6 separate regions of the Homo sapiens genome follow, and regions 1, 2, 3, 4 and 6 are each linked to region 5. Evidence: read pairs that join two places in POLR2A ChIA-PET (ENCODE). Cell type or tissue: MCF 10A. All regions are shown on one strand.

What was found. Peaks named below come from ENCODE experiments on the same cell type or tissue, not always from the same donor. Only the 100,000 strongest peaks of a DNase experiment are listed, where the experiment ranks them.
Region 1: POLR2A ChIA-PET joins it to region 5 with 44 read pairs; 8 of 35 experiments call an interaction of 5 or more read pairs at or near these places.
Region 2: POLR2A ChIA-PET joins it to region 5 with 43 read pairs; 7 of 35 experiments call an interaction of 5 or more read pairs at or near these places.
Region 3: POLR2A ChIA-PET joins it to region 5 with 29 read pairs; 3 of 35 experiments call an interaction of 5 or more read pairs at or near these places.
Region 4: POLR2A ChIA-PET joins it to region 5 with 31 read pairs; 10 of 35 experiments call an interaction of 5 or more read pairs at or near these places.
Region 6: POLR2A ChIA-PET joins it to region 5 with 24 read pairs; 9 of 35 experiments call an interaction of 5 or more read pairs at or near these places.

Annotation. Positions count from the first base shown.
Region 1 is chr5:107,468,196-107,472,195 of GRCh38, reverse strand. The region is part of intron 1 of EFNA5 (ephrin A5); the gene reads left to right. Among named protein-coding and RNA genes, the nearest start is that of EFNA5, 200 kb to the left of the region's middle. In MCF 10A, no CTCF peak of the experiment used is centred here; DNase peaks (open chromatin) are centred at 1,805 and 2,475.
Region 2 is chr5:107,454,767-107,458,766 of GRCh38, reverse strand. All of the region lies in intron 1 of EFNA5 (ephrin A5), which reads left to right. Among named protein-coding and RNA genes, the nearest start is that of EFNA5, 210 kb to the left of the region's middle. In MCF 10A, no CTCF peak of the experiment used is centred here; DNase peaks (open chromatin) are centred at 2,166 and 2,286.
Region 3 is chr5:107,386,296-107,390,295 of GRCh38, reverse strand. EFNA5 (ephrin A5) reads left to right here. Exons shown (of 5, transcript NM_001962.3): 3 at 2,525-2,590; 4 at 2,981-3,061. Among named protein-coding and RNA genes, the nearest start is that of EFNA5, 280 kb to the left of the region's middle. In MCF 10A, no CTCF peak of the experiment used is centred here; DNase peaks (open chromatin) are centred at 1,015 and 1,945.
Region 4 is chr5:107,663,944-107,667,943 of GRCh38, reverse strand. The region is part of intron 1 of EFNA5 (ephrin A5); the gene reads left to right. Among named protein-coding and RNA genes, the nearest start is that of EFNA5, 5.0 kb to the left of the region's middle. In MCF 10A, no CTCF peak of the experiment used is centred here; a DNase peak (open chromatin) is centred at 1,553.
Region 5 is chr5:107,570,426-107,574,425 of GRCh38, reverse strand. All of the region lies in intron 1 of EFNA5 (ephrin A5), which reads left to right. Among named protein-coding and RNA genes, the nearest start is that of EFNA5, 99 kb to the left of the region's middle. RefSeq lists enhancers at 1-611, 2,084-2,378, 2,389-2,538, 3,109-3,388, 2,999-3,710. In MCF 10A, a CTCF peak has its summit at 2,209 (motif pointing right); DNase peaks (open chromatin) are centred at 2,235, 2,605 and 3,085.
Region 6 is chr5:107,474,931-107,478,930 of GRCh38, reverse strand. All of the region lies in intron 1 of EFNA5 (ephrin A5), which reads left to right. Among named protein-coding and RNA genes, the nearest start is that of EFNA5, 190 kb to the left of the region's middle. In MCF 10A, no CTCF peak of the experiment used is centred here; a DNase peak (open chromatin) is centred at 1,840.

The DNA.
Region 1 (4,000 bases), 100 kb after region 5:
AAATTAGCCCCCAAGCATTGTAGAGAATGGATTTGTCTTTATTTCCTTTAATATCCACATTTACTCTTGTTTTTCTGGAATAATAAATTATTCAATCAAACTTTATATTTTGTGTGTATGGCTTTGTGCATGTGTTTTCTGTGAATATCTATAGCTTTTCAGAACTTGTGTATATCACTGCAGACTTAAGGCTATTTGCACTCTTTGAAACAATATAGCAGTTATTTCTAAAACGTATGGACATGGATATAACTTATTAAATGTTAAAAGAAACAATAGATAAATCTTCAACTACATGTAAGAACTACTACATATGTAATATCACTGTCTTTATTATCCCCTATAGCTACAACACCAAGCTATGAAGGAGAATACTGTATTCTTTGATGTTTAAATTCTTTTTTCATTAGTTACCATTCACATGTGGATGGATCACCAAATACATCTTTTCAGCTGTTGTAAATAATCACAATCCATGGTCCAGCCATCACTAAGCAACATGGCCTTGCCCTACCCATAATTTACAAGTGGATTCACCTATTAGTAGAAGTAGTTCATTATCGGTTATCCAGGCTACATTATTCAGTTGGAGGATTAATGTTTCTATCATCAACTGACTAGCATGAATTTGTAGACCATGTGCCCCAAAATGAAGGATAAAGACAAGATAGTGACATGATCCTTATCAATGCCAAGGAATATAAAATGTTACTGGGACCATGTCTCAGATTTAGAAAAAATAATCTCTGTAACTGCACACATTAAGTGTAATAATATCCTCAGTCCTGTGCAGTCTCAGAAAGGGAAGAGATCTTGGTGGGCTATGAAGGTAATGAAAGCTTAACAGAACTTAACCACTGAAGAAAGCCCAGTGGAGGAGTGAGGGAATTGGAGGCAAAAAGGGGGAATCAACAGAGGCCTGAAGGTAGGAGTTTGCACAGCAGGTGAGAAGACCAGGTTACAGAAGAGTCCTGGGAATTGAGGCTGGATAGGTTCCATGCTACCAAAATATGGGGAGTGCGAAGGACCAAGCACAAATTAGAATTGATTTTACAGAATAGGGAGTCACTGGGGTTCCTAACCTGGGAAAGCCTGATGAATTGGGAGGCGATAAGGAGACAAGTGAGACCAGCTAGAAGGTAATTATACTAATTGCATGAGTGACAATAGTATTGCATGAGCCTGCGGTATTAAAATGGGTTCTGAGAGATCTGAGAAGGATATCAAGAAAGAAATCATCAGAACTTAGTAGATGGGTTTTTCTTGAAGAAAAGAGATAAAAAAGACATCTTACTCCTGATTTCGTGTATTTTTATTTTTAATTTTTTTTAGAGATAAGGTCTTGCTATTTTGCCTAGGCTGGTCTCGAACTCCTGGGCTCAAGTGATTCTCCTGCCTCCGCCTTGTCCTGATTTCATTTCATCATTCTTGTGGACATGTCCACCACAAAGTACAGAATAGAGAAGTGAAATTTCAAAAAGTTTAGTTTATCCATTATCAGCAATGTTAATCTTTAAAATATTAAAGGGGAGAAGAATTTATGAATTGTTGAAGGAGTGCCGAAATTGAGAATTGATATAGAATTTAGAGGCACATTTTAAAATTCCCATCTATGCATCATTAGGAGAAAACTTCAGCAACTGACTGATTCTATCAGCTTCTCTGTTTAGTCCTCCAATTTTAATCAAATAAGACTGACACAGACATTAATGGTTTCACTGCTATTATACCATTCTCTCTGGTCAAGTCTCAATGCTGCCATGCATATGATAATTGGAGATTAGTCATTTCCTTGGATATACTTCATCATCCTCAGAAGCCGTATAATAACAATTGGGTGTCATTTGCTTTGGGTCCAGCTTGGAGGCTTAAAATAGCATCTCTGGCTATTCAGATAAGCCCTATCAGGATCTGAGTGCTGTATGGTAGCCCCAGAAGCAGCAAGTTAGTGTTCCCAGGACCCTCACTGTTGCCATTTTTTGGGACTAAAAGCAGATGGCAAGAGAATGCCAGATTTGGCACTTACAGGGTTATTACAGCAAAGGAGCGGCTCTCCAGCTGTAGGTGTGTATGTGAGTTTCAGAGCCCCTCCTAATGAATTTTAGACTGAGAATCTCATTCTCCTGGAACTATCTATCACTTGAGAATCAGAGTAATTATTTCCTATTGCCCTTTGTGGAATACAGTTATAATTGCATTACTGTTAACGGTGTTCGCATTAACACTTAATTGTTAATGTCCTCCTAATTTGGAGGAAATCATCACCTCTTCATATTTCATTGCTAGAAAGAGTTGTTAAAGAGAATAATTTGAAGCTTCCAAATGGAGAAACAAGAAATGATGCTAGAATTCAGAGGTGGAATTTGTGGGATGACTTCTCTTTCTGGTATTTGTGTGTGCATGTTTGTTTTCTTTTAAGGTATTATACGTCTACTTCCTTTTGAGATTAAGCCACAATGCACAGTCATTCACTGGAAAGTAACAGGGATTCTTGTGATGTGGAAACAGCTCTTGGGTGCGTGGTAAAAAAAAAAAATAAAGGGGGGGCAGTAACTTCTCTCATAGTTGACATCCTGTTTGAGTGTTGAAAGACACATTAACAAGAAAAGAAAGACACCACTGTGGCAAGGTCAGTCAGAAGGTGGTGGGCTACAGGCCTTGACTTTCAGATGATTGTTAACTTCTTCCTTTACAATATACTGAACTGCCTGTTGTTAACAACCAAGCCATTCCTTGGCTTAGCTCCGCAGCAGGAAACTGAAATATTTTGAGAAGTCTTTATTCAGGCTTGCAAAAAAAAATAAAAGAAAGAGGAAATACCAAAATTAGATCAATCTTTGAATCTATTAAGGGGAATATTGTTTAGGGCATTTGAGGATCTATTTTCTTATGAATGTAGGATGGGCAAGTCTGTACCACTGGTTTGGTACTTTCTTAGGGGCCTGAAAGTGTAACTGCAGTTGAGGAGCGCAGGGAACAGCTTCATGGATGCTGGGCTGGGGTAGTCACATGGGACCCAGTGTTCAAAAGGGCCTGGTGTTTGGTTGAATGTTGTGCTGCTACCATCTTGAAATTCTTAATAATGTTTTAACAAGGGGCCCCACATTTTTATTTTGCACTGGATCCTGCAAATTCAAAATGCTAAGCACTTAGTTGGTCCTGCTAAACATTCATTGGTGGTTGTGGCAGAATGTGGTTTAAATTTTACCAGGTGTGCTAGAATCTATATTCTCCTCCATCACCCATAAGTAATTAAATTCTGTGCTCCTATCAACACATAAACTGGTTTGACAACAACATTTCAGACTTGTTCTTTTTAAAAAATGTCATTTAGTGAAGCAGCTGTATTTCCTTAATGCTTACATGATGCCAAATAACCTGTATGGCCTATTTTTTTTTTCCTTTTCAATTGTTTATTTCTACATCACATGTAGCTGATGGGTCCTTGTTAAGAAAACACAAAGAATTAATTAATGAGTTTAATTTCATGAGTTTTAATGTAAGCTTTCAACCAAAAGAACTGTGAAAGCTGGTAGAGTGCCAACATTGGTGAGGTTTTAACTCTTGCACACCCAGGAACACATTCCTTAATTTCTAAGGGTGTGATTCTTTAGTCCTGGAAGATTTCAAAAGCACCTCCAGGCTAGGAGTGCCTCCTTCTAAGGACAGTCACCTGGCACCATTCAGTTCAGAATGGACGTTTCAATGATTGCTGCTAGCAGAGCTTGATTTCTTATCAAGTTATGCACTGTCAAGTGAGGAACTGCACCATTCATTTTATTTTGCTCTCTGACTCATTAGCTTTATTTCTTATAAACACCCTTCCCTTCCAAGCACAATCTAAAAATTTCTGTCATTAAAAGCAATTTTGTTTTTCCTGCCTAAGGGTGACTATTTCCAAGAAAATATGTGCATTTTGACAATGTGATTCTTGCCTATTTAAAGCTACAAGTATAATTTCTTTTTTATTGGGTGATAAACTTTCCTTCTGACAAAACAA
Region 2 (4,000 bases), 120 kb after region 5:
GTTACTGTAACAATTGTTTTAAATGGTGTTGTGAGATAGACAGCGGTTCAATGCATAGTTTCCCTTACGATTTAAGCAAATAATTGAGGATACCCATACGGAGGTTTTCAGCACTCTGTTTTCTGTATCACAATTTTTTTTTATAATGATGTACTAGTTTATAACTGCAGTTTATTGTCTCACGACTTCCAAAAAGGCTTTAGCACTCCAGGTTCCAGGCACCTTGTTTCTCACCTTTGTACCTTTTGGTTTCCTCATGCTGCCCATCCTATCTAGAGTGCCTCTGCCAATTGTAGATAACTCCTGCTCAAACTTTGACTCGGGTAAGCCTTTTCTTATCTCCAAGGCTATATTTGGGATCCCACCTTTACATCTCAAAATGTAATTACAAGTTTATGGGTCTGTCCCCCTGACCAGGCCGAAATCTTTGAGGAAAGGAATTATTTTCTATTCATCCTTGTACCCCACAGTCCAAGGTGATACATAGCACATAGTTAAAGCTCAGGGAAGGTGTTTGAATGACTGATTAAAGGCATATCAGATGAAACTGTTCAAATAATTATAACAACTGTAAAAACTGTAAAGAGGTCAGAGAAAACAAATATATCAAAAGTAGTATCTTACTCTCATTGAGCATTACATTTAGCTCTGACTGGTAGCCAAGCCCAACAATAAATATGATATGATCAACGTATAGTAGAAAATAGTGTGGTTTAGAGGGAACAGCATGGGATTTGGAAGAGGAGATAAGGGGACTTGAATCTTGGTGCCACTATAGAAACCTTGAACACGTTCTAAAATCTCTCTTTGTCTGTTACTACATCTGCAAAATGAAAATAACAACACCCACTTCTTAGAGTTGTTTTAAGGAGCAAACGAATTAACATATGTGAAGTGAACATAGTTGCTGCTCCTATGTGAAGCAATTCAGAGGATCACTATGTTTTTGTTGTTGCTGTTTTGTTTTAAATTAGTAGAACAATTGTGTGTTTATAGAAATTGAGCAGATAGTACAGAGCATTCCCATATTCTCTCTCCTGCTCACACTTTTCCTTATTATTAGCTATTTTTTTAAACTAGGTAACTTATTCAAATAACATGGTAAAGTAAATACAGTCGGCCCTCCTTATACATGGGTGCCACATCCATGGACTCAACCAACCTTGGATTGAAAATATTTGAAATAAAAAGTGTCTGTACTGAGCATGTACAGACTTTTTTCTTGCCATTATTCTCTAAACAATACAGTATAACAATGATTTACATATTTTTACATTGTATTAGGTATCATAAGAAATCTAGAGATGATTTAAAGCATACAGGAGAATGTGCATAGGTTATATGCAAATGCGATGCCTTTTTATATCAGGGACTTAAGCATTCATGGATATTGGTACTGTGGGAGGTCCTAGACCTTCAGAGGCTGAGTCAAGGATCTAGAGTGCCTTCATCAGGCTAGAGACTATTCCTACCACCTCTATGGAGTGCAGTATTAACACGAACTTTCTTTTGGAGAACTTTAGATCATAACAGGTCAGCAATGAATGTTAAAGCAAAAAACATTGTGCGAGTTGTATATTAACAGCATTTGGAATTTTAAATTCACACACTTTACATCTGTTAAAAATGACAAAAGGGGCCTTTCAATTAGAGTTAAGTGGGCCACTGAGGCTGTTCATTGGTAGGTTGACTGGAGGGCCTGTGACCCTGTGGGCCCAGCTAATCTTGGGCAAAGAGGAAAGAGGTACAGAGTTTGACCTGCAAGAAGAGACTCCTCCCCACTAAGAACACAACAGTAAGCGTGAAGGGAAGCAGTGTACACTAGCAGAACAACTGTGCTAAGGGTCAGAATGAACATTCAGGGTTGTGCAGATTCTTGGGATGCATTTTGACTAGATAAGTAGCATAGCATTTATAAAGGAAATGGGCTTACAGACCCCAAACATCAGATTTCCTTCCCCAAATTTCTTCTATGGCCATATTGAACAAGGGGGCAAGCTAGACCAGAGAGCTCATCTGGACAGGAGGTGAGCATTAGAGATGCAAAAGGGTATAGATCAGCCCCATCTAAAGCAGCAGCAAAGCCAGATGATTTGCTGGGACAAGTGTGGTTTGTTCAACTAGTGTAGAGACATGCCCCAACCACTGGCACAGTTGCAACAGCACTTGGTTTCAAAACATCTCTCTTAAAAGGGAATGTTTTTCAGCTCTCTAGAGGCTTAGCAAGATCTGAAAAGATTTTGCTGCTGTTTGCTGGCTTCTACACATGCCACTTTTTACACCTTTACCTAGATAGATGGAAAGCACTGTAGCCCACTTGCTTTGCATGTTTGAACAAGCCTGCATGGATAGATGACAGTGCATGAACAGCTGGCTTCTTCAAGAGCTGATCTGCACCACCCTAACATTACCTAAACAATCATTACTTACTTTTTTTCTTCCTTCAGTGCTTAAGCAAGTTTCAGCATGTTAAAAGAGAGAGCTGTGGGAAATGGCCTAGAGCTCTGGGATAAAAATATAAATCACACCCTAGTTAGCTTAGGTTAAATTAACTTTAGATTGATATATATGGACACCTCCTTTTAGGAGCTAAGCCACCACCCCATCACCCCAGAGCTCTTAATTAGCCCTCTCCATGTGGAATATGGACCTGTAACCATTCACCAGGTTCCTAATTCTTTTTCAATTAAGAGTTCTAAGTTAAGAGACAATTAATATCTTTAACATTGTATTAATGTCTGTCAAAGCTAAAACTGTTAATCAAACAACAGCAGAGTATGAAGCATTTCTAGGTAGTGGATGGCATTTTCCTGCAGGAAGCACTCAAAATCAGAAGTTTGGCTGCACCCAGTCAGGGCAGCTGTGCATTAAAGTTGTTCTCAACATATGCTAATGCTAACTGGACCAAAGTGTTAGTTTTATAGTTCATTATGAGGCTTGTGAAAAAGAATAATTCACACTGAGTAAAGTGGAAAGAATTATCCATAACCAGGTTGCAACAATAAACTTTAAGAGCAAAGAAAGAGACATTCTGGGTGCCTCATGTCTGTGCATTGTCCTAAGGAGATGAAATAAGAGAGGTTAAAGACAAGAATGAGGAATTTTTTGCTGTTGTTCTAATCTGGTGCAGTATTTTAGGTAATTTATTTGATAAAGGCAACACTCACTTCTGAAGGTCTTCTTCCCTCAACTGAAGATTTGCAAAGGAAAATGCTGGGTGGACTTGATCACCAGCTACTCTTGAGTTTCCAGTGTGGCTGGTTAGTAATTCCTTATCCCACAAAGAATTTTAAAAATGTGCCAGCTTAAGGAGGTCAGAGGCTAAAGCATGGAGGTGTTTAATGTGCATTTTTTTCTATCTCACTAATAGACTGTTGACATGGGTCTTTTGTGAACTCCCTGGCTAACTAAATATATTCATGATCCGAGTGAAGAGGGGGAGTAGAGAATGCTCACGTTTCAGGATGTAAGGTTTTGTTTAATTTCAGTCAATCATTTGTTGATGGCAAGTACACCAGATGAAATGCATCCTCTGAAGGAGCTCTGAGATCTTTGGGTCTGTGTATATAAATCATTTGCCTGCCATGACACCACATCCAACAAACCTCGTTGACACTGACAGGGACCAGATGTGTAAGGCCATGGAAAAGACGTTAGGTTTTGACATCAGCTGACTGACAGTTACATTTGGAGGCACCAGTTGAGGGTTTGAGATTTTGTTGAGTCCAGCAGGTAGATGGAAATCTGCATTTAGTGTTATCACATGCCTTTAAACACTTAGCTGAAGATAAAACCACCTCTGTTCATGGAATGGAGCTTAAAATAACCCAGTTTCAACTCTTCAGACCTAAAAGCTTCCTTCCCTCTCTACTTGCTCTTGCTCTTGTTCCCTCTCATTCTCTCATAGCCACAGTGGAAAGAAAGTTTAAGTAAAAATACAATTTACAAAAGATTTATACATTTTTTTCTGAAATGTATTCTTCCTCATTCCCTCCCTGCC
Region 3 (4,000 bases), 180 kb after region 5:
TGGGGTGACAGAACCTTGAGCATAACATAGAGGAAAGCCACACTTTAACTTTATTAAACGTTACATTTAAAAAATGGAGTTTTGCTACTACATGGAAAACGTTTTCATCTTTTTGGATTTTTTTGTTTGTTTGTTTTTCAAGGTGTTAAATAAGAAACCCAAGTTATACTGACCTAGTAAGGCACACTTCTCAGGTTGGCTGTAAGGGTTAGGAGTTTACTCCTTGAGCTCAGGCCAGTGATGCAGTGATGATCGAGTGAATCCATGGCATGCAATCTGTGTTGTGTACTCACATATCACATTGTGTGCTAATATTCTTTGTTCACAAATTTTTCTAAGGATTAGAGTATAATAGTCACAGTATCACAAGGCATCAGTCACATTTCCTGGTGACAGAAAATGAGGAAGTAGTGGGGCAGGTTGTTAGGGAAGAGAGGTTTTTATTTTATGTGTCATTTAAATACAAATGTATTTCATATTTTTAATTCACAGAAGTATGGAGCACATCCAGTAGCTAAGACTGTGTCCCTCCTTGAGAGCTCATGGAGAGAACTCTCCAGTTTTTTCCTGGAGGCGTATCGTTTGCTGTTTAGTTATTGCCATGTGCCCTACAATAATTTTCATGTCCTGGATTTATTTCTCCTAAAGAAAAATCTGAAAGACCTGTACTAAATCCAAGAAGCTCCTCGCTAAACCAATTAAGCATTTGATTCTGTCTTCAGCCTGTTTATCTAGCAGTATCATCTGTAAAGTCAGTTATGTGCATGTAGCAAATCAAGTTCACAAGGCTTGAAGTGAGTTCATCTCAGCTCAGAAATTCATTGAACAGCAGTGTGAACATCCATGTGTCACTTTTTTCACACTAACTCTCATGAATAAGACATATACTCCCTCAGGAACCCGTGGTTTTCCTAATGAATTGGAGTCACCTATGTGTACTGTATTTGTGACATGCACATTTGCAGTTGAGGTCCACAGGAAGGACACCATTTCCTGGATCAAACCGCAGAGTGCAAATATTGTGCCCTAAATAACACACTAGTTACTGTAAATGTCAGTAGAGGGAGTTTTTCTGGCTATGATTTAATGAAAGCCTACAGCAAAGCCAGCTGTTAGCACTTCTTAACTGCTTGTCAGAGCAACCAGGGGAGATAGGGAGGACCAAAAACACTTTTTCTCTACACTTTTGTTTTAAAATTAAAGTAGTTTTCAACAGGTGTTGAATAGGGACACTGGGGACCCTATACTACTTGACATTATTTAGTTGGTGAATTTAGAAGTTCTCCTCCAGGAGGGTTACTTGGATCTAGAATTACATAAGGAGACTGTGTAAAATTTGTTTGGAAGTTTGTATATTGAATCCTCTCACCTGCAAAAGAAGCATTTTTGTGTTCTCAGCTCCCCATGAGGAATAATTTAAAAATAAAAATAAAGGAGAGAGAAGACACACCAAATGCCGATCCCTCTTTGTCACTTTGGGTATTGCCAAACTAATTGTAAGCCATGTGTGATTTGATTGATGTCATCTGCTTTTTCTGAACAAAGAAACCACTTGAAGCAAACACATAGGGAGGAAAGTATGCGACGCTCGTTTCTGTAATTTTTGTCATTTCTAGGATGCATTAGTAAATACATGTGGTTGTTAAGGGCCTTACTGCCCTTGGAAATTCCTTTGACATTTTGCTGTGTGTACACAGGGGAGATAATCTTTCAACCATAGGGAAAGTTTACAGTCTTATTATCTTGAAAAGGAGAAGAAAGTTTCTTCCTCAAGTGATTTATAACTTGAAACATGCTGTCATGTTTTGGTAAGCCCACTTTATTAATTCCATCCTTCTCTGTGGCAAATTGAAAAAAAAAATACATGTACCGTTGCAACATAGTACTTTCTCAATAGCATATTGTACTTATAATAGCATGATGGAAGTTACCGGGCTTGGGTTAGTCATATAGAATGCAGAGCCAAGTTCTGAGTAAAACCTCTAATTGAATTACCTGCAAAAGCACTGACAGACAAGCTTTCAGTACAGACAAAGCTCTGCTTTCCCCAGCAGAAATAGGTCACGTTTAAGTCTGCCTTGTAACTCTCTGTTATTGGTTTTTGCCGGCACTTTCACCTTGGGCCTCTGTTGGGCCCCTTTTCCTGCAGCAGAGGAGGAGCGGCTCTGTGAAAGCTGGAGGGCTCACACATTATCCTCTCGATTTAGAGAAAATTGATAACAGATCAAGTTAAATGGAAGAGACTTTGAAATAAAAATCCAAAGTATTTCTTCACAGATTACTCACATTCTTGCATGATTCTTTTATTGTATTGAAAAGAGAAACTCAGGATATGAAAGTAGCCTTTCTATAGCAGTGAGACCTGAAAAGTACTGTTTGTTTTAATTTGGAGGAGGAATTAGAGAAAGTTCCTGTTGTTCAAGTCAGGAAAGAATTTATTGTTCATCATTTGTATGTGAAAATGAAGAGTAATATGTTGTTGTTCTCTTCTTTCTTTCCTGCTCTCTCTCTGTGTTACCCACAGCCTCTGCAATCCCAGATAATGGAAGAAGGTCCTGTCTAAAGCTCAAAGTCTTTGTGAGACCAACAAGTAAGTTCACTAGAATGAGCTTCAGAGGGTGGCTTCACCGCGCATGCTTTATTGTGTGGTCTGGTTCACGGCGGTAAAACTTTTTTTTACTGTTAAATCTTGTGTGGTATCTGTTTTGTATATCAACATTCATATTTTAGTTTTCATCATATTTTTTCTCATTCTTCATGATGCTTTTACTTAAGTACACAGCAGTTGCTAACTTGTTGTTTCTTAGACTGTTGTACATGCAGAGCAAATGGGAACAATATTGGCATTTGGAACATGCCATTGATTGTAAGACAATCTACATAAAAAAAGAAAAAAAGGAGAGAAAGAAAAAAGAAAGAAATGGGAGTTTAAGGGTGTCTTCACTAACATATTTGGCTGTTATCTCTATTTTTGTTATAGATAGCTGTATGAAAACTATAGGTGTTCATGATCGTGTTTTCGATGTTAACGACAAAGTAGAAAATTCATTAGAACCAGCAGGTTAGTATGCTTAGAGAATCTCTTTTAACAAATGCATCTATTTCTCTGGTGCTTCCGTATTTTTTTCCTTTCTTCTTCTCTGCATGTTTGCATGTTATAGTTGTTGTTCTGCTTTTGCTCATTGCTAGCGATGCTAATATGACTTATATTCTACCTCATTCCTCCAGTATCTTTGTGCAATGCATGTTAGGTAAAATAAAATTTTCTTTTTTGGAATGGGTTTGAGCTAATGCAGTATCCTAATATAGAAGCCCCATCGGAATGCTAAAATCTCACTGCCTTTTACCATATCCTCAGAGCATGCTGGTGAATCACTGTGAATATTAAAGGATCTGTTTTCATGTAAGACACAAAACATTTCTATGTATATGTTCATAAAATTTTATTTTTTATGTCCAAATCTGTAGATAAAAGTAATAAGACTATTGCACAAAATAGAAACTAATTCAACATACTTAGTTTTCTCTAGAAATTTACATGCATCATTGAACTGACCTAAGGAACTTTATTTTATTTAAATATTTTTGCTATTGTCAATAGTAATTGGTCTGGAGAAGTATAATCACATTGCCACCACAAATTCGCACATCTCTTGTGCCACAAATGTACCAGTAGCCTGTTGAGCCAAATGTGATCCTTGATTACCGAGGCAAAATAAGTTTTAAGGATAAATAAAACTTTTCTACGATTGACTTCCACACTCCTAATGTTTCCCATAACTAAAGAAAAATAAAACCTACCAAAGCACTCGTTGAGGCATTAGTCTGTCGCATACTATGGATAATAAGAACCTGTAAATATCCATTCGGTTATCAATTCAGTCTGGCCATTTAATAAAACTAGATTAACTGAGAGGAGTGGTCGCCCTCTACCAACTGCTTATGGAGGGGTGTGCCTGGAGGCCCTGTGTGTTTCCTTCCTCTGTGGTGTCCTCTTCTC
Region 4 (4,000 bases), 94 kb before region 5:
AGTATTTTAAAAATAAAAACTAACAGTTTTCCACAAACAATAGTAAGAAAATATTTCAGAAAATTTCCACGGGTTTAGTAAATTTTATAAATTCACTGTTGTGCAATTCCTTTTCCTGTATGTTATTTCATAAAGTAAGCTAGCCATGCTTTGTGTCTTTATATAGAACCTATCTGTTAAAATTTTGCTAAACTAGTAAGACTTCAATCTTTTGAAAAAAGAATAGAGGACTTTAATTGCAACTTAAATAATTTTTTTTATTTTTCCCTCAGAATATAATATGTTCAGTGGGCACGTTAAACTGATGATAATGTACACTGTGTCTAAACGAAGTAAATCTACTTTAGCTTATACTAACAGATTCAATTTGAAATTATGTTTAGGTAAAATCAGAATTAAATGTATCTTGATCACAGGGATTAAGTACAGTATCTTACTGTGTAACTTGTGTCACTTGTGTATCTGGTAGGAGTTTATCTTCTACATGGAGTTTCATTACTGCCTCTCCATTGATAAATGAGCATCTATAGATGTAGTTTCACGGGAAAAAATATTAAATTTATTTGCTGTCAGAATAGTTTTACTGTTACAATCTATGTACCCAGGTATTCACTTCTGAGAAGTGGATACTGAGTTTTCAAATGCTGATAACTTTTAGTTGGTAGTATTTATTGGATAGGGGACCAAACTGATTTTTTTATGTGTTGAATTGGCACAAATTTGTGAAATAGCCACTCAGAACTATCAGTTTGAATAGAAATATATGATAACATTTGCCTAAATAGATCTTCTATATTTCCAAAATTTGAAAACTTGTATAAGTTTTACCTAAAAGTGTAAATAATCAAATCATCCTTTTAATATTATTCTGAATTCTAAACTGGAATGTCACCAAGTAACTTTGAGTAATGAAAATCCACATCAAGAAGAATATAACTATTTGTCCTTAATTTCTTTAAGAATGTAAAAAGCTTTTAAATAAAGTTAAAAAGACTTCCAGTAATAAAAGTTTATTTACATTCTCCTTTAGTAGCTATGCTTATAAAGAGAGTCATAATACTAAGAACATGCCTCTTCATCTGAAGTATGCCATAAGCAGTTTGGTGCTTCTAATAAGAATATACTTTTAAACATCATGTGCGTATTCTAAGTTCTTCTTGGATTATTTTGACTATTTGCTGAAATGATATTAGGGTAATTAAACATATCTCCTACTGGTTGGCATTATTGATGCAATAGTCAAATAATACAGCAGCAAATATGACCAACACACTTTTAGGAATACCAGTCGTCCTCAACCTGGTGCTTTGCTTCTGTTAAGGTTTGAGTATCATCAATTTAAAAGGTTATACTCTTAAGAGGAAAATATCTGTGTAAGTCATGAAGGATTTACTAAACTTTAACCTAATCATGTTTTCTTTGGACTTTTTCAATTCTTGTAGGGACTTGTATATTAAACATTTCATATTAGAGTAGCAGGTAATTGACACCTTTTAGTTTTGTTAACACGTAATCTTGGAGTTGTGAAAGTAATGTGAATTCTAGGTCAACACTCCCAAGTCCTCTGGCAGTACAGGTCAAATGTATGTGGCTAAGAAGAGAGAAGTAGTAACATTTTTTTTTTCCTAATCATATTCCCTTGAGTATTTTTCTTCTTTCAAAATTTAGTTGCTCCATTTAAAAAAAATCTGAGCCATCATCATTTTGACATATGTATACCAGTATGCCGGCACTGTGACCTTTTCACTGACAAGTAAATGAAATCAGCATGGTTTAAATCTAAGAATTTGTTGTGAGTAAAGATTGAAAGTTTATCTTGGTCTTGAATGAGTTTCATCACAAAACTTAGATTGTCCTTACTTTTGAAATTTTAAATATTTTAAGTAATATTTTGTATGTTAGAAACATAAATGTTTTTCAAGTAAAAGGCATTAACTTTAAGCCTCAGTGTAACGTATCACATTATTAGATGTATTGGTAGTAATTTTGTTACTCTGAAATTTAGATCAGAATTTATGCAAGTACCAGGCTAAAAATAAGGCAGTATGATTGAGGTTTATAACCCATGTTTTTATGCTTATATGTTTATAAGAGACGTGAATTGACCCTCCCCCCTTTTTAATCTAGAAATTTGTAAAAGAGAAGTATGATTCCTGTTTTTTGGTGAGTTTTCCATAGAATTTTGAAAAGCAGAGTTAGCTACTAAGATATGTTCTACCTATTTGATTCATTATTTTATATATTCACAATAAACTATCAGAAATACTCAACTGTCTGATTTTTAGATGATAGGAACATTAGAGCTATTTGAGGCAGATTTGGCTATACAGTCTAATTTGGCATTTTCAGGGTAAGACCAAGGTCAGTAAACTACTAGTGATTAAAAGTATCAGAGTCTTCAGTAGTTTATTACTCTCTGTTAGGTGATTTTAGTGGTAATAACTAAACCATCAGCTCACTGAACTAATATCTTGTTGTCATGTGTGTTGTGGCTGACAGTAGCTTCAGAAGCTTCCACCTTTGAAGGCTGAGGATCAGGTTTGGAGGGAACACTTAGTTACTTGGGTGCAAATTAACCTTGTGAATTTCTTGCCATTTAATCTTGCAGAATACCTTCTGAACAGGCATTTCACTGCATTCTGTCCACTGGCCTGGTTTCCTGTTGGATAAGGACATAAAGATGGGCGCCTCCTTTTCTCCCCTGTTGCTATGAACCAAGCAAGCTACCAGCTTCACGCTGGGCCAAGAAAATGAATGAATACAATTAGTCCTTCAGGAGTTCTGGCCTTTGCTAGCTTGGGATAAGTATATGCCAGAAAATTTACCTTTGAGAGAGAGAAAGCATTAAAATAAAAATGAACAAAATATGAGAATATGTTAAGAATAGAATTTTACATGTTGGGTAGCATTTGGTCTAGTGGCTTATTGGTTTGTGTTTTCAATATAAATTTAAAAATTTTTTATAAGATACCACTCAACCTTCCTCATTTTTGTGCATGTGTTGAATAACTTCGGTAGCAATAAAGACTTAAAAAGCTGTGATATTTTGTTTGAAATAATGAACGACTCTGTGTTGACGATTCTATATTATCAATTTTCTTTTCAGAAGCAGTATACAAACTGTTAAAATAGCATTCCGGATTAGAATATCCATGTTGCAAAGGAAGCCTCAATTTCCCTAAGCACAGTGAGGAAGGTCCTTGCCTCTTACCCAGGACAACTCAGTCAGATCCGCTTTCTGAACTGAGGAAAAAAATTGCCCTTTGATCATTTGTGATGGATAACACCTTCATTTTCAGGTATAAAATCCTCAAAGAGGAGTATAAGAAATGAGGTATTAATATTCACTTTTAATAATTTGTCTTACGATGGTGGTCTTAGACAGCCAAACATCAATAAATTACTGTCTCTTTTAAGGGCCTGATTTATATTATCAAATTTATATTTTAGTCTGCTTTTCAACCTATGTCCTGAGCTGTTTTGTAGAAAAGTTTCTTGTGATTAATGTGAACTTCCAGTGCTTCTGAATAGGATATTACTCACTACTAGGAGATTTATTTCCTCTTAAATTTGTCTGCATTTATGTTTTCAAAATTTAGTCAGTCATAAAGGAGCACAATGACACAGGACCATCTAGCTTAAAATTAAAAATTAATCAAGTTTTTTCTGACTACAACTATTTTGCATGATCTTGAGTAAAATCATTCCTAATATCTTCATATTCTTGATAGTACTTTTTATTGTACTCTCTAAAGGATTTATTGTAAACTGAAATCCGTGTGCTATTTTCTAATTGAAAAATTTGAGTGGATGCAAATTCTTGTTTTTGAGGCTTCTGAATATAATTTTCAAACAGTAAACCATATAGTTCAATGAAAACATTATTTTAAAATATTGAAAACTCTTATTTAGGCTAGCTAGTTGCTGAGAGACAGTAGTGTACCACAGTGATGGTTAGCTCAGCTTTCATTCAGGTAGAATTCTATCATTTTCAATAAGG
Region 5 (4,000 bases):
ATATTGAGTTTAATCTGAGGGGGTTTGGTATCAGTCAGAGCTTATTGAATGATTTTTTTTTTGCAAGGGAGGGCTCCTAGTATTGTTACAATATGAGAGAAAGACACTGAGTACTCCCGAAAATCAACCATTTGATTCATAAAAGTCTTCCTTGTACTCCCACTTTCCACCATTTAGTGATGTTTGAAGCCATGAGTAAAAATCCTCTGAGTTCTTCCAAATAACTCTTTTCCATCTGACTTTATTGAAGAAAGTATGAATACGTCTTAAATTCAATAAGAAAACCAATTGATAGTTATCATACTTATCCCCATACTTGAAATAAAATAGTAGTGAGCCTAAGATTCTGTTTTTCTTACAGATTATTTTGCACATATGTGCATGTGAGTATAAATATAGATGTGCATTTTGGTGCTTTAGGGTGTAATAGAACAGCTAAAATCACCCCAAGTCTTATGAGGCTCCTGCTAGCCAAGTGGTAAAGAATAAAAATCCTTACTTTTTGGTTATGAAACCTTTAGCCTCTTGTGGACACAGGGCCAAACAGATTGCAAATGTCTTGACAGCTCTATTCACAGCAGAAGCTTATTCCCAAAACTGGTGCAGATTGATTTTGTTCGTTCTAAAACTGTTCCGTTCTCCCCCTCTTATAAATAAAAATAGACCCACACACTCATTCCCAGACCTTTTGATAGGTAAGGGTTGAACTCTCTAAACCATAGCATGGAAACCCACGTAATCATGTTATTCCCTGGGATAGACATCCATAGTGCAAGCTAAAAGAAGTGGTGAATAAAAGCCGCTGTTGTATTCTGTACTATCCACATAGGATATTTTGGCAAAACAGGTCTAACACTGAATAAATATTTCTTGAACAAATAAATAAAAGAATGACTACAAACTCTCATTTTACCTGGACAGTCTTCTGCTTGCATAAGGAGCATGAAGAAACAAAACCTAAAAATTACGGCCAACAGGATTAAGTAAAGAAGCACTGAGATATCTAGCTTTGGAAAATTCTTTTAAATTCTGAAATGAGAGCATTTGTCCTTGGGGCCTATATTCCACTGGCACTTCTTACCCCCTGGTTTCATATGTAAACCAGAAAATGAAAACCAGACCCACTGACCCAAAGGAGATGAAGCATGTTTCTTTTGCCCATTATATTTCTCTGCTCACGCCTAGATGCCTTGCCTTCTCTGTCCTCTGTGTTTGAAGTTGAGAGCTGGGAACAGACATGAGATTGAGGTCCCAGGGAGAAGCCAAGTTCAGCCTGAGCTGGTGAACTCACTGAGACTAAGGGCAGATAATGTGAACTAAAGATACTCACTTATGACATTTGTGCCAGTAAGGGAAAGACCCACTGCGCCTTTACAAACAGGTTTCTTTTTGGTTGTCTTAACGGATGGCGCCTAGCTGAACGTCTTGGCAGTTTTCCTTAAGTAAGCGTCTCCAATTGATGATGATGGGAATGAGCTTAACACACAAGCCAGTATTACATAGGATTTTCTGCCAAAGACATTGAATGCACCAATTCTGAAGGGAATCATCATAAGGGACAGCGGGCTGATCTTACAAAACATCAGCATGCTTATGCAAGACCCCAACAGCAACAAAAATGACAAAGAATTAGGTGAAAAGGAAGGCAAAAGCTTGGGAAGAAACATGAAAATGTCCGTGTGAAGACATGTGTAAAAAAACAATGGAAGTGCAAAACTGATTTTAGTATTATATTTTGTTGGCAATAAATTCCATCCCGTTGTTTGAATGCATTTTGATCCTACGCTGCAGTGTCCATGTGCTAATAATTTAAATAATTACTGTTAACGTTATAGTAAACTCTAACTTCTAAAAGGGCAGTTAGTCCAGATTTTCTCCAGTAGTCAAGCACTGTATCTGTGAATGACTTAAGAATCTTTTCATGGCAGGTTCCCTTTGGCGGCCCCCTCCTCCCTAGCTTTCTAAACTTCTCACTTGCAAAGCAGCAAGCAGGTTTGTATTCATTCTTTTCAGCTTGCTTGGATTTTATCTGACTGCAGAGAACCGTGACTGGACAAAGATTGTGGTTTGGGGCGGTGACTGCTGTGACGGCACCCTTTGCTCCCATTGTGTGCTTTACAAGGGACTCGCTCTGCCAGAGCTCCTTTCTCCTTCCCCCGGTCTAAACCAGAGAGCTCCGAGGGCTGTCTGGCGCAGGACCAAGAGGCGGAGTTCAGCACCGCGGCCAGCAGGGGGCGTACTTGCCAGATAAGAACAGGTTTCTCGGTGCCAGAGTAACTCACATCACGCACGTTCTCTGCCGGGCTGTCCTTTTTAGTCAATTTGGCTCAAGATTAGACTCCAGAAGCATTTTATTTTGCCCTCTAAGGTCCCGGCCCACACCTGTATGACTGTCTGTCCACGCTGCTGTTTGCAGTTTCTTTTTGTTGTTAACAGTAGGCTCTGCTTTGCCATCCCTGCCGTCTGGTCACCTTTTACTTAGAAATTGGAGAGTGGTTTTCTTTCCCTCTCCCTGTATCACAGGTCAAGTTGAAGGGTACGGTCACCTGCAGGGAACAGGACCAAGTGTGTTCATTGAGCATTTTGCTGTTTTACATGACCTCGCCATAAAGGAGTGTCTCTACGAGAAAGGAAAAACCTGTTTCATAACGCAGTGCAGAGCTTTGTTTTCTCTCGTCAGGGTGACAGCCCTTTGGTTCCTGCCAGTGGGTATGCGACAGGAAGGTGGGGAAACTGGATCATGAAAATTCCACGGCTGGCAATTGCTCATTCTTTAGCCTTCTAGCCAGAGGATAGTGTCTGGTTCCCAGGGTGGCTCAGTACAGTATTTAATTCAGAGAGCCCAAACCTATGCCATTAGCATTTTATTCTTTAAAAAAAAAAAAAGAGGATGACCCTTGGTAATTTATAAGCAGCTTCAGCATAGTCTGGCACGAGGGGGTGATTGAGGAAGCGTTTTGTTTTTTGAAACTTGGATTCAGTGAACTTGTTGACTGGACTTTGCTGGGTAATGTTTTTCCCCGACAGCGAGCCATCTGCACAGGAAAAGTTCACAGTGCAACCCCGGGGCTTGTTACCACAATGTGGTGCTTTATGACTGGGAGCCTTTTCTTGAACGCCTGAGCCACTAGGTTCCTGTGCTCTCTGCCCCAGGTTGGATTACAAGTTGCCCCAGTGCTGGAGCAATTCCCACTCTGGCTGGGGCGGACACGGGAGCAGAAACCCCACAGCAGGTGCTGATGCTTCGGATATCTTTTTCTGTAGGCCCCTAAGCCCTCTTCCCCCACTCGCTCACAGTTCCCAACCCTTGCCGCCCTGGGCCCCATTCTTGGATTAGTTCTCAGGCAGCTGAAAATACTGATGTGCTACTTCCTGTTGAGAGAGAGAGAGAAGAGAGAGTGCACCCGTGCAACTGCAACAGGTACCCCCCAGGGAGGAATGTGAAATCACTGAGCTCAAATCTTAGATGGCTTTCAGAAGTCTGTGTAGAGTGAGTTTACTTTCGTTTGTTTTTAGCAGAAGCCCATTATTTAATGGCAGCAGGTTTGTTTTCAAGTCCCTTGGAAGTAACTTGGTGGTATTTCAGGTATATACGGATATAGAATCCAAACTCTGGTATTTATTGGTTCTTACTTTGCTCACATCAATTGGTCTGTTTAAGCCAGTCATGTGCACAATAGGGTTCCAACATTAATTTTTTTTCAGAAACTGAGATTTACTTGCTGTCCTCTTTTTCTACTATTAGAATCATTAATACCTGCCCGCCCCCACCCCCACACACACACTTTTTCATTTTAAAAGTCATCTCTAGGAGCTGTCTTTCCCAGAGCCTCATTGTTCATGAATTATATTGTGAATCCATTTGGACACCGACCAGGAAGTTGCTATAATTGCTCACATGCAAGTAAAAGCTTTCTCTGTGTATTAATTAGTTGATACAAGGGATTAAGATGATTACATGAAAGGCATTGCTACTTCCCTCTGAATAGTTAGACCAAGG
Region 6 (4,000 bases), 95 kb after region 5:
AGGTTAGCAGTGCTTAATTGTATGTTTTTGGAGCAGGCTTAGAGAAGTATAAAAACTTCCATAAATAAAACGAAAAGTTTCATTTTAGTAAGCAGACTAATGAAATATGAACCTATCTAATGACAATGGTAAATAGAAGCATGAAAATAATCATTTTACAAAAATAATTAGATACTACAGGATTTCTATTGGTTCCAGAAGTAAACTCAGGTGACCTTGTCCTATTTATTAAGACCAATGAGCTCCACTTGGTACGTTTCTTCCTTTGCCCCTGCTACTTCTCCGTACTTTTTACATGCTGTCTAGAAGTTTTCAACTTTCATGCTGTATATTTTTTCCTGTCTGACTTTTATGACTTCCCCCATAAAATGTATTCGTTGTCTGAGTCTCACAAATCCTAAACTACTTAATGGCTATGGCTGCATCCATTATGCTGCACTGTGTGTTTGCGTGTGTGCTCTCCCGACATCTGTGTAGATATCTTCTGAAATTTACAAAACCTTTGTAACTAATCCCATAGGTTAACCGGAGTAGGGGCAGTATTTGTTGTTGCTAATTACACAGTGGAAGCCTTTGGGAAATAGGCCCTTTGTTAATGATAAATTTGAGCAAGCAACTAAACATTCCTGAATAATGCTGAGAATATTACTCGCCTAGGTCTTTATGACTATGGATCTCTTGCCTGCCTCCTCTTTCTCCGTAGAAGTCTGGCCACTGTGCCTGATATGCATATTAATTGCTGGATCAGGAGGAGAAGCAGGGAGCTTCCTTTGGCAACAGGGTGTAACACAAACAGCTGAGTAATGAGGTACATGTGGATTATTAGGTATGACATAATGAGTAGCATTTCTATCATGGCATTATATATCTGTCAGGGTTTTTGGTCAGGCTTTTTCCTTCCTAGGGTTTAAAAACCCTGCTCATGTATTTCGGTGGTTATCACTAAAAATGGCCAGAAATCCCACTGCTACCAATCAGTTATGCTACCTCTAAATATCAGCCTCTGATTGATAGCTTGTTAAAGTGAGTTTCAAAACCAAGGGGAACTCTCTTTAGAGGAGGTATGTATTTGATTTAGGGTATATTGATTTGCATAATTTAGCAAATAAAGTACTATATAGTTAAAGGTCTGGAGACATTTACTTTTACCTAACTTAAAAAAAATAATATATTGTGGCCTAGATTAGTCACATAAGAGCCACCCTGTAAAAAGGAAACAGTGCAGGTAGAAGTTAGTCAAGAGAACACAATAGCCACACCTTGAGAAACCTTTCACCTGTGGCTTAGTTATTACTATCAGGTTACCCAAAAGAAAGAAGGGTTATATAGAGAAATAAAAAAGATTTATAACATGTATCCCCAAAAGACACCTGAAAAATAAGAGAATAGGATAAATGTAATTGCCAGAGATCCTTTTACAGTTATAAATTAATGTAGACAATTTTCTAGAGCAGTAATACCTCATGTAAGAAAGCCCTTTGCCAATATGTATTTTCTGCTTGTTTTAAATCACATATGCGACTTTGGTTCTAGATTTGTACCTTTAAACAGTCCAGAAAGATAAGAGTTTCTGCAGATATTATTCTATTGATTGCTTAATTCAAAAGATTATAAATTACTTCATCTGTTTTAGTGGAAGAGAAAGTCTTACATAGGTACATAAATATCTATATGTTAATATTATGATTAGTATCTCTTATCTACACATTGACCTATTCCTTATGTTTCTCCGTAGCTTCTTACCAAGACATTTTTTTTCTCTCTTGATAAGCCAGTAACCTCCCTTTTGAAACTGTGTGATGTTTCTCTTTTTGTTTTGGTTACTAGGAGGCTCAGCTGGCTTTCGTGTTGAGTTGCCACACAGCCTTTCCTGTTCATTGTCACAGACCCAGCAGCACCTAGCACATAGTGATACAAATGCTCAGCAAATAGACACTAAATCAGCAAATGTGTGACTTGAAATAGTTTTTCATTATGACTGATTTCCTGTCCACTTTATGTCTGGCTTTTTTGTTTTTAAGCTATATAAGGTGTAATGATTTCATTCTGTCTGATTCTGATTTGTGAACCACATCAAATCATTTCATCAAGGAGTCAGGGTATAGTATAACCTGAAAGGAATATGCCTCTGTTTTATACACTGTGACAACACAGTTTGGATGTTCCTGTGAGAGAGAGAGAGAGAGAGAGAGAGAAAGAGAAAAAATAAACATTTTAAGGGCAGCTAAATGGACTAAGAATAAAGCATTTCTGTAGGGACTTCAAATCAGAGAGTCCTGATACATAAAATTACAGGTATTGGACTTCATAGAAAGCTAATGAAATGTTTCTCCCCAAATTCTGTCAGATATCCCTATTGAACTGGTCATTTTCATTTGTTTTATATTTAATGAAACCAGAGGGAGAAACAGCAGGAATAGAAGGGTCTGTTTTGAAACTCTAAACAAGCCACCTGATGATTTTGTTTATCACTTGAACAGCTCTGGGTTCTTGTTTTGAAAATACAGATGTGTAAAGGTTTACATAGTTCCATTCTAAGTATAATATACTCTATTTTGCTCTCAAGAATATAGTTCTTGACTGGGCACAGTGGCTCACTCCTGTAATCCCAGCACTTTGGGAGGCTGAGGTGGGTGGATCACCTGAGGTCAGGAGTTCAAGACCAGCCTGGCCAACATTGTGAAACCGAATCTCTACTAAAAACACAAAAAATTAGCTGGGCGTGGTGGCAGGTGCCTGTAACCCCAGCTACTCGGGAGGCTGAGGCAGGAGAATTGCTTGAACTTGGGAGGCGGAGGTTGCAGTGAGCCGAGATCGCGCCATTACACTCCAGCCTGAGCAACAAGAGCAAGACTCTGTCTCAAAAAAAAAAAATATATATATAGTTTAAAAACTCTCAAGCCACCTTGGTATCTTCCATCTCATGTTTTATAGATGTTCAAACTGTACCATTTCAAACAGGTGCCGTGCTGTGAAAAACATGAACACAGTTTGAAATTCACTCTTGTAAAATATTTTGATATTAGCATTTTTAAAGGATCTGGGAAGTGTTGATATTCATTAACAACATCTCATTGCTCCAGAAACAGTTCAGCCTGGGTATTTTGAGGCTGAAGTCATGTCATCTCAGGTAGAACAACACAAAGGGCTTGCACTTTGGGGTAGTTCTCGTGAGAAATATGTAATCAGATTGTGGATACCCTAGACAAATCTTCTGTCTTAAGATGTATAAGTCTTATGCAGGGTAAGAATGTTGCTGACATAGTCCTTGAACAGCCTTCAAAATTATACTGGCTTTTCAGGCTCTGTTCCCCTTTAGCAATGCAGCAGATTGAAATAACTTCTGAAGCACTTTGAAAATATTGTGCTACTGAAAGCCTTAGAATCTCTTGACATTTTTCTCCCAGGATCCTCACCAGATCCTTTGACGTGGACAGTGGTGGCATTTTGTTTCTCTTGAGTTTCTTGAAAAGTTCATATAAACCACCATTCTCTCCCAAAACCTTTTGCAGTTTTCTGTGCTACATTTTCATAGGACATTACTGAACACTACAAACCATCTGCCGTTTCACACTTTGCTAGCTGAGGTCAGTGATACTGATAGCTGGGTAAGTGTGAAGTATGTGAAATGATTAGCCATCTCACAAGGGTGGGGTTGCACCAGTACCTGTTTGAAAAGCTCTTGTATGTTAATCCACAAAGACAAATTAATTATTAACATTTAATATCGTATAACTTACAGGGAGAAAAAAGGATTGTTTATTCACTGTGCTACTGTGACACCTTTGTTCAACAGGGAGCGTGTTACAAATGCCACAAGTAGTAACTTGAGGATACATCCTTTAACAGCTTATTAGTAGTCATTTCCCAGTCAAGTAAACATCTTAGCTCAGAAGTTTGTTTAGTAAAGCACAGTCATATTGTGGAAGCAGGAAGTAACCTCACATTGCACAAACACTGTCTTAACAGTGGGACAGAAACTTTTCTAATGACAATGATT